Linked DNA regions of Homo sapiens: region 1 is linked to region 2. A link is a contact called in ENCODE POLR2A ChIA-PET data. All regions are on one chromosome and are shown on one strand. The core of a region is the stretch at or near the end of the contact, and the rest is flanking DNA. Distances in the headings are between cores, read along the strand shown. Region 1 overlaps RASGRP3 (RAS guanyl releasing protein 3). Region 2 has its middle 21 kb from the start of LINC01936.

Evidence for each region. ChIA-PET counts read pairs that join two places held with the same protein, here RNA polymerase II (POLR2A).
Region 1: POLR2A ChIA-PET joins it to region 2 with 13 read pairs in activated CD4-positive, alpha-beta T cell. The contact joins two enhancer-like sites. POLR2A ChIA-PET finds 5 or more read pairs at or near these places in 2 of 52 experiments (activated CD4-positive, alpha-beta T cell and activated T-cell).

The regions. Positions count from the first base shown.
Region 1 is chr2:33,529,051-33,533,179 of GRCh38, forward strand. The region is part of intron 10 of RASGRP3 (RAS guanyl releasing protein 3); the gene reads left to right. Among named protein-coding and RNA genes, the nearest start is that of RASGRP3-AS1, 38 kb to the right of the region's middle. RefSeq lists silencers at 1,670-1,789, 1,800-1,879. Within about 2 kb of position 2,566, at least 4 of the 41 ENCODE cell types and tissues checked have a DNase peak (open chromatin) inside an H3K27ac peak, as active enhancers do.
Region 2 is chr2:30,365,875-30,369,661 of GRCh38, forward strand. No RefSeq gene overlaps it. Among named protein-coding and RNA genes, the nearest start is that of LINC01936, 21 kb to the left of the region's middle. Within about 2 kb of position 2,522, at least 4 of the 41 ENCODE cell types and tissues checked have a DNase peak (open chromatin) inside an H3K27ac peak, as active enhancers do.

The DNA of each region.
Region 1 (4,129 bases), core at 1,316-3,815, 3.2 Mb after region 2:
CTTCAGAGAGCAGGTGCCTACCCTTGGGCAATTTCTCATAGAGCTAAAAGATAATAATGGGGTAGGGAAATTAATTTGAGTTATAAATGAAACAAGCAATGTTATGACAAAGAAATATTTAGAGGAATATTGAAGGATTTTCAATAAAATTTCAGGAGTACTGGCTGGGCGTGGTGGCTCAAGCCTGTAATTCCAGCACTTTGGGAGGCCAAGGCGGGCAGATCACAAGGTCAGGAGATCGAGACCATCCTGGCTAACACGGTGAAACGCCATCTCTACTAAAAATACAAAAAAATTAGCTTGGCGTGGTGGCAGGTGCCTGTAGTCCCAGCTATTTGGGAGGCTGAGGCAGAAGAATGGCGTGAATCCGGGAGGTGGAGCTTGCAGCGAGCCGAGATGGTGCCACTGCACTGGGCGACAGAGCGAGACTCCATCTCAAAAAAAAAAAAATTCAGGAGTACAAATGAAAAAAATCTGAACTCTAGAAATAAAGGCTAAGAAAAAAATTCCTTTTTGCTGGGGAGGAATCTTTCTCTCTCTGTCTCATATTGAAGGAAAACTTAGAAGCCATCAAGCACTGTATTTAGTAACTGCAGTGTTGGGTAGCATAGTGTAGTGGCAAAATCCTAGATGTGAGACCTTGCTTTCAGCCTTCCCTCAGCAGTTGCTTGGTTTTGTCTCCTTGCTAACAGCCTTGACTTTGGCTTTTTTTAAACAAGGGTTTTATGCTCATTTGTGAGGTCTTTTCCAGCTCTAAACTTCTAGGATTCTAGATGTAAGAACCAGTGGAGCCTTAAGAATAAGGAACCAAGAGTCAACTTGATTCTGTAGTACCAGCCCAATAGCTCATCACGATAGCACAATCCTGTGTATGAGTCACCAAACTTCCAGTCAAGATCCTTTCTCTGTCCCCACAGCCAAGAAGAAAGTTTAGTGCATAGCAGTATACATTCCTTCTTCCTGACTCCTGAGGATTAATCTCCTCAACATGAGGACTGAGGAGGCTTCCATCTTGTGGTCACTAGAGCCCAGCGGCCATTTTAGGAAGCACACACATATCTGGATTAGACCCATATGGCTGACCACAGCTGCCCCAATGCATGCGAAGGCATCCACATGCCAGCATTGGAAGGGGTGATTCATTTTGCCTCAGGACTCTAAATTTTCTCCTGAAGTGATTGTTTTCATCTAAACATGGCTCCAGCTGAGGTCGCCTGTATATGATGGACAGCCCTGGAGGACAGAAAAAGAGAACCCTTATGTTCATCAACAATTATGAAATGCCTACTCCGTGTGGTAGGCTGTAGGGCAGTGCTTTAACTTTCTGTAATAGTTAATTACAGTTTTCACAGCACTTTTCACATACGTTTCCTCAGTAAATTCTCACACATACCCTGCAATGCAGCCTGGGCAGGGCTGTGAGTGTAACATCACCCCTGCCCCTTCCTTTTTTTTTTTTTTTTTTTTTTTTAAACTAAAGAAGAAACTGAGATTTACAAAGGACAGGGAGCAAACTTCTGCATCCCAGCCTGGGCCGGGTTCCCCTCAAATGGACATTTGCTCTCTCATGTGGGCACACTGCTGACATCTCATTTATTTCACATCTGTAAAAATTAATTAATACTGCTCTCTCCTCCTCTTCATGATGTGCAGTAAAGGAAGTAATTACAGGACAAAATCTGTGAGGGTGGGGGCTATGTTTGTCATTTTTGTCATTGTATCCTTGGCCCCTTGAATACGGCACCAGGCCTGTTGAGGGAAGGAGGACCACGCCACCAAACTGTTGGGATTTGTATTGTTCCTTCCTTTCAGGGAATATCTGGAGAGGACATTTGCCTTACATCCCAATTCACGTAACCAGGAGTTTTAAAAGCTGATGTTTCTGTTGCGTGGGGTATGAAATAGTTTGAATCTTTTCATGGTATTTTTAGCCCTATCAGTTACTTTTACCATTTTGAGTACATGCAAATAACTGGAAAGCCCCTGTATTTTTAATTTTAGTCTCATTTTTAAAAAAGAAGAAGAAGAATAAGAAGAGTTTCAAAAATGGTGAGTAGAGGCAGTCTGATGTCCAGGTGTGTTTTATTTTATGATAAACAGTCAAGCCAATGTAGATCCTAATGAAGACTGAATCTGCAACCAACTTTGCTGAAAGGATAGGTTGGTAAATGCAACAACTTGAAACAGTGGATAAGAACATTTGTCAGAAAAAAACAGCCAGGCTCAAAATATGTTTGACAAGAGCAAATGTTCTTGAAATTCCATTGATGAGCAGCCCATATTATAAAAACGTTGTGCAGAAAGTAGAACAGATCACCCTTTGGGCAGGTCCGTAAAGCCCAGAGGAGATCTGAGAGAGGAAGTAGAATCGTGACTGGGAAAGAAGAGATGCTAGGAGTAACCCCGAGGGCAGCTTTACATTCACGGATAAGCACAGTGGCATTTGACTCGTGCATTGACTGGAAGCCAAACCCTGCATTTGTGACCTTCTAAACAAACCTTAGTCAGACACCCATTAGCTCATTTCATCTTCACCATCGTTCTTGGAGGCAGCTATTATTTATGATTCCCATTTCACAGATCAGGAGACTGAGACTCAGGAAGGTTAACTGCATGCCCAGGCTCACACTACTAATAAGCAGAGAGTGAGTATTTGGAGACTACCAAAACATTTCCATCGCTGAGCCAGTTATCCATTTGACACATGGAAATACCCAAGGGTGTTCTGGTTCTCTTGAGAGAGCATCTCCTTGCCTTACTGTGTGGCTTATTTGGATTCTTGGTTGGCTGTGGTAGTGCTTCTGTCATCTCATCTCCAGCAGATGCTGGTGCCAGTCATCACAGGACTTGGAAGCTGAGTCAGGAGGAAGGGAACATGCTCCTCCAAGTCTGCACTAACTCCTGATAACAGGGAATTCAGAAGGAAGGAGTCACTTGGTTTTCTCTCTTTATTTATGTAACCTTCACAGTGCGAGGCTTCAAGCTGGGACTCAGGGTACAGAGGTGCAAAAGACAGATGTGCTGCCCACTTTCATGAGGCTTAGAGCCTGGCACAGTTGTCTGTTGTGGGAATTACAAAATAGTAGGCAACTGCCCACGGCTGATGTATTTTATTTGGCCCATACGGAATCCTAAACTTTTGTCGTTGTTAGTTCCCAGTGTTTGAAAATTGGGATAGTTTATCTAAAACTCCAGATTTCTGGCTTCTCTTAACAAATCAGAAGACTTGGCAACTCAAGGTCCAACGTTAGGCTGACAGCAATTTGTCATCACTGAGCAGTGATGTTCATCACAAACCGCACCTCTCCCTGTGACTTCCCTAACAGAGAGTGGTGTCAGGTCCCACTTATCATCACACATTTTTTTTTATTGTGGCGCTAAGGGGAAAGATCCCTAAATAAATTACATCTGCAAAGACTCTGTTTTCCAAATAAGACGTTTCTATCAAAATGTACCTTTTACGCATCCTACTTGGCTCTTTTATATAATGGTATGGCTCCCAAAGGCATTTGTTTGTGACATGCGGATGTTTCCTTTCCTGTAAAAAGGCAGAGCCTGGGAGGTGGGAGTGATTACTGTTCAGGGGAAGGTGAATACGATGTCTCTTCTTTGTAAGCAGGATTGTCATGATCTTGAAATGATACTGGGGAGATTTTACAGTTAAGTCGGTTTTATTTTGTTTAGAAAAAAAACTTTGTGACAAAGTGCAGGTAAAAGAAACGTGACCTGATTATGAAGTCCTTAATTTAAATGTTATATTCAAGCAGCTGCTAGAACAGTGACTAGAACAATCCCTGACACATAGTAGATTACTGATAAATATTTGTTGAATGAATGATTTGAAAATGAAATTTTATGACACCAACTTCATTTTTAAAGGAAGTAGAACAGGAAAAGGAATCTTTGAAAACATCTTCGCCTCTGAGTTTTCTCTGGCTTCCTCCTTCTTTCTTTTCCCCCACACTCCACCTCATACACATGTTAGATAAAATATGTTAAAGAAAACTTTTCATTCCTACATGGTCAAAGAAGGGAGCCCGCACTGGTTATGTTCATGGCCAGGGAAGTGATGTGATTCATTGAGTGTCCTAGCTTTAAAGGACTAGGTGAGAATGGTTCAGGTTTATTT
Region 2 (3,787 bases), core at 1,272-3,771:
TTTGGATGAAAAACGCAAAGTCTCTATAAAGGCTCAAAGCCACATAACTGAGTAGTGATGGCATCAAAGCAAAGAAAAAAGGAAGAATAAATGGATTAATGTTTTTTCAAACTGTGGGTGCTACCCAGCAGTGGGTCATTGAATTCACTTAGTGGATCATAACAAGGAGTTTACAAAAAAAAAAAAAAAGAAAGAAATAGAATAGAAAAGAGAGTGCATTGCACATCGTTCTAGCCAGTCATGGTTGATGGCACTTCTCAGTGTGTGTGCTTCTATGTGTGGACAAAGTAGGAACGGAAAATGACCATGGGCCATACATAGTCAAAAACCTCTGAACACCACTAGACTGAGGAGTAAGCATAGCGGAGGAAGAGGCCGTGGGATGGACAGGAAGTTTGAGCAAAATCCAAGATTTGCTCCTGCACTGCTAGCAAAACAGCTCTGAAATAACCACAGGGCCTATTTTTAGTGCTGCTGAAATTACCTTTCCTTTGATCTCCGGTATTGACCAGAATGGCTCCTCAACAACACACGCAGCTCCTTGGGGCTGACAGAGGCCCAGGAAAGCCGTCACGCAGGAAGGAGGCCAGGGCGGGCTTTTCTATAAACCCCACGGCTGTTTCCCTTTACTGACTTCCTTAGCCTGTCGGGGGATTAGAGCAGGATCCTCTGAAACAGGGAACAGCATCCTTCACAACAGGATGTAGCAGGGACCACACACTGCTCTGAGTCAGGCCGCCAGTGCTGAGCAAGGGCTGGTGGCCTCTGAGCCCCACTTAGTCACTGGCAGACAACCTAACCCTGCCAGGAGCAGGAGGAGACATAGCTGAGGGCCCAAAGGGGTCATGGAGGAAGACCCTGGGAACAGGCCCTCTACAGCCTCAGGGTCCCAGTTCCTGCACCTGGGGCCCACCCAGCACACGAATCTTGAGTGGGAAATAGAGGGTGTCTCAAGGATTCTGCTCATGTAAGAAGGCATGCTTGGGCTAGTGTGCATATGTGCATGTGTGTGTGTGTGTGTGTGACAGAGAGAGACAGAGAGAGAGTGTGGCGAGAGTAAGTAGGTGCAGAAGAAACTAGAACCATCAACGAACATATGAGAAAACACCAGGAACCTTGTGCCTGGACCACAGTAGGGGTTGGTAGGGTCCCTGCTGCAAGCAGAAGTGCAAACCTCCATCTTTAATATGTGTGGGAATCAGTATGCATGTAGGTATATGGGTTGGGGAGTAGAGTGAGGATAAAACTGTTTATAGTGACCCAAGAAAACTTTTAGCCCTGATGACAGATTGTAGCTAAGGAATCCACCAAATGAGAATAGAGAAACTGACATTTTGGCTAAGTTACGCAAAAGTAATGGTATACTCACTCACGTTCAGGGACTATTCATCGTTTAGGTCTAATTTCTATATAGCTCCATGATTGTGCTTGTCATTGAACCCTATGTGGGATTAACTTTACTGTAGATTTTGTTGCTGTTGTTGTTGTTTTGAGGTAGGGTGTCCCTCTGTCACCTCGGCTTCAGTGGCACAATCACGGCTCACTGCAGCCTCCACCTCCTGGGCTCAAGCGATCCTCCTGCCTCAGCCTTCCAAAGTGCTGAGATTACAGGCATGAGTCACTGAGCCTGGCCCATTGTAGGTTTTATTTGTTGCTTTAAGCTCTGCTCATACATCAGCCTTCAGTGAGTGTCGTTCCTAATATAGGGCTGTTGTGCTTATAACTTAAAACAGCCCTGAGGGAATGTGGCAGATCCTCAGAACCAGTTCCAATTACTGTCCAGAAAACAGCCTTCTTGAGAAAGAAGTGGCTGCTCAGAGATGTGGTCAGCAGAGGGGAAGGCAAGTGCCCAGGTGTCCTGGCTCTCAATCCCTAACCTGCAAGGGAATGGGCGGGGCTGTTTCTATTCCCCCTCTGCACCCCAGATTCTGGTGGGAAGGACTAAGAGAGATATTCCTGGGAGAAAGACTCACGGAAGCTCTGAAGCATGACCAAGGGCTACTCTGCAGCTGAAGACACACAAGGAGCCCTCTTGAAAGGCCACGGTGTCCAGTGAGTGAGACACACTTGGGTTCTAATCCTAGGTCTTCTCCTTAAAGACTGTGTAGCCCTAGCAAGTCACTTAACCTTCTGAACTTTATTTGTATCATCTCTTTTTAAAAAGATAATAATACTTGCCTACTAGATTGTGAGGATTAAATGAGAACAGTGAGCAAAACTCTTGGCTCAGGGCTGACAGAGTAAACTCAACACTGGTGCTTACCTGCTTGGAAAGTTGCTCATTAATTTGGTGTTGGCCTTTAGGGCAGGGAGTCTTGACCTCTTGTTCCCTTGGGTTCTGATGTTTGGGGTGGTCTCCTGGCAGCCAGTGGTCCCAACTCAGTGAGGTCTGAGACTTTCCTTCCTTTCAGCATGGCCTGCGGGGAGCTCTCAGGCCCCAGCAGACAGAGACTTTCTGCCATGGCTCCAAAGCAATTGTGGCTTGGAAAGAATCTTTGGCATGTGTCATGTCGTCCCCCACAAGCCATGATCCATAGCGTGTTGGAGAAGTGCTTTGTTCTGGGGCCAAGAGGTCATGCTGTAGGAGGGTCACCCATAAGTCTACATGCTAGGCAGCTCCCCAGTCATGTCCCTCGCTCCTCTGCTCCCTGTCCTTGGCGCCATCTGCTCTGGATCACAGGTCCAGCCCAGGAGACTGGACAGCTGCCCTCCTGCTGGAGGCCTGGGCTTGTGCCTGAGCTCAGAGAGGGCTGTCAATGATTGGTGGCTATGGGGCAAGACCAAGTCCTTGGTCCGTGGAGAGATTTGTGCACTTAGGGGACCAGGAGGGACCGGAGCTGGTATGGGAAAAGAGTTGTGGTGAGAACACCTGAGGAACCAGATTCTCTCAGCTCCATCACTCAATTGTGTTGGGACCCTGAGCAAGTCATGTTCCTTCTCAGGCCCTGGTTTCTTCATTGTTAAAATGAAGAGGTTGGATCAAACAATCATTAAAGTCCCTTTTAGCTTTATTATTTTTAGGCTACAAATTCCTGGCTTTCTTTTTTTTTTTTTTAATCCAAGACGGAGTCTTGCTCTGTCGCCCAGACTGGAGTGCAGTGGCGCGATCTCGGCTCACTGCAACCTCCACCTCCAGGGTTCAAGCAATTCTCTTGTCCCAGCCTCTCGAGTAGCTGGGATTACAGGCGCATGCCACCACGCCCTGCTAATTTTTGTATTTTTAGTAGCGACAGGGTTTCACCATGTTACCCAGGCTGGTCTCGAACTCCTGACCTCGTGATCCACCTACTTTGGCCTCCCAAAGTTCTGAGACTAGAGGCATGAGCCACTGCACCTGGCCAGTTGCTGGCTTTCTTACAAGGCTCATAGTTCTGTAAATAGGAGCACAGTTTAGCACGTTTCAGTGGATGGGATGGGGCACCGGCTGGAAGAGGGTCCTCTTGGCCACCACGGTGTGGCAGCAGAAATGGAGTGTGGCATGTGTAGGTAGTGAACCCCTGAACCCCTGATCAATGCAAGGTTTGATTTCCCTAGTCAGAAGGCTCCTCTAGGTACAAGGTCATTTTCTTTATTTTTCTGTAATTGGTCTCATTTTTCATTTCAAGCTCTTATTTTGGCTGATGCAGAAAAACTAGTATAGTTACTTCCAAGTAAAACAGTCCCTTAAGTCATTTTCTCAATCATTTTAGTATTCAATTCTATTAAATTTAAGATTTTCATTCTTACTCACTCCCCAGAGTTGATGCCAAGGGCGGGATCTGGAGCATCCATGGAAAAGGGAGGCTAT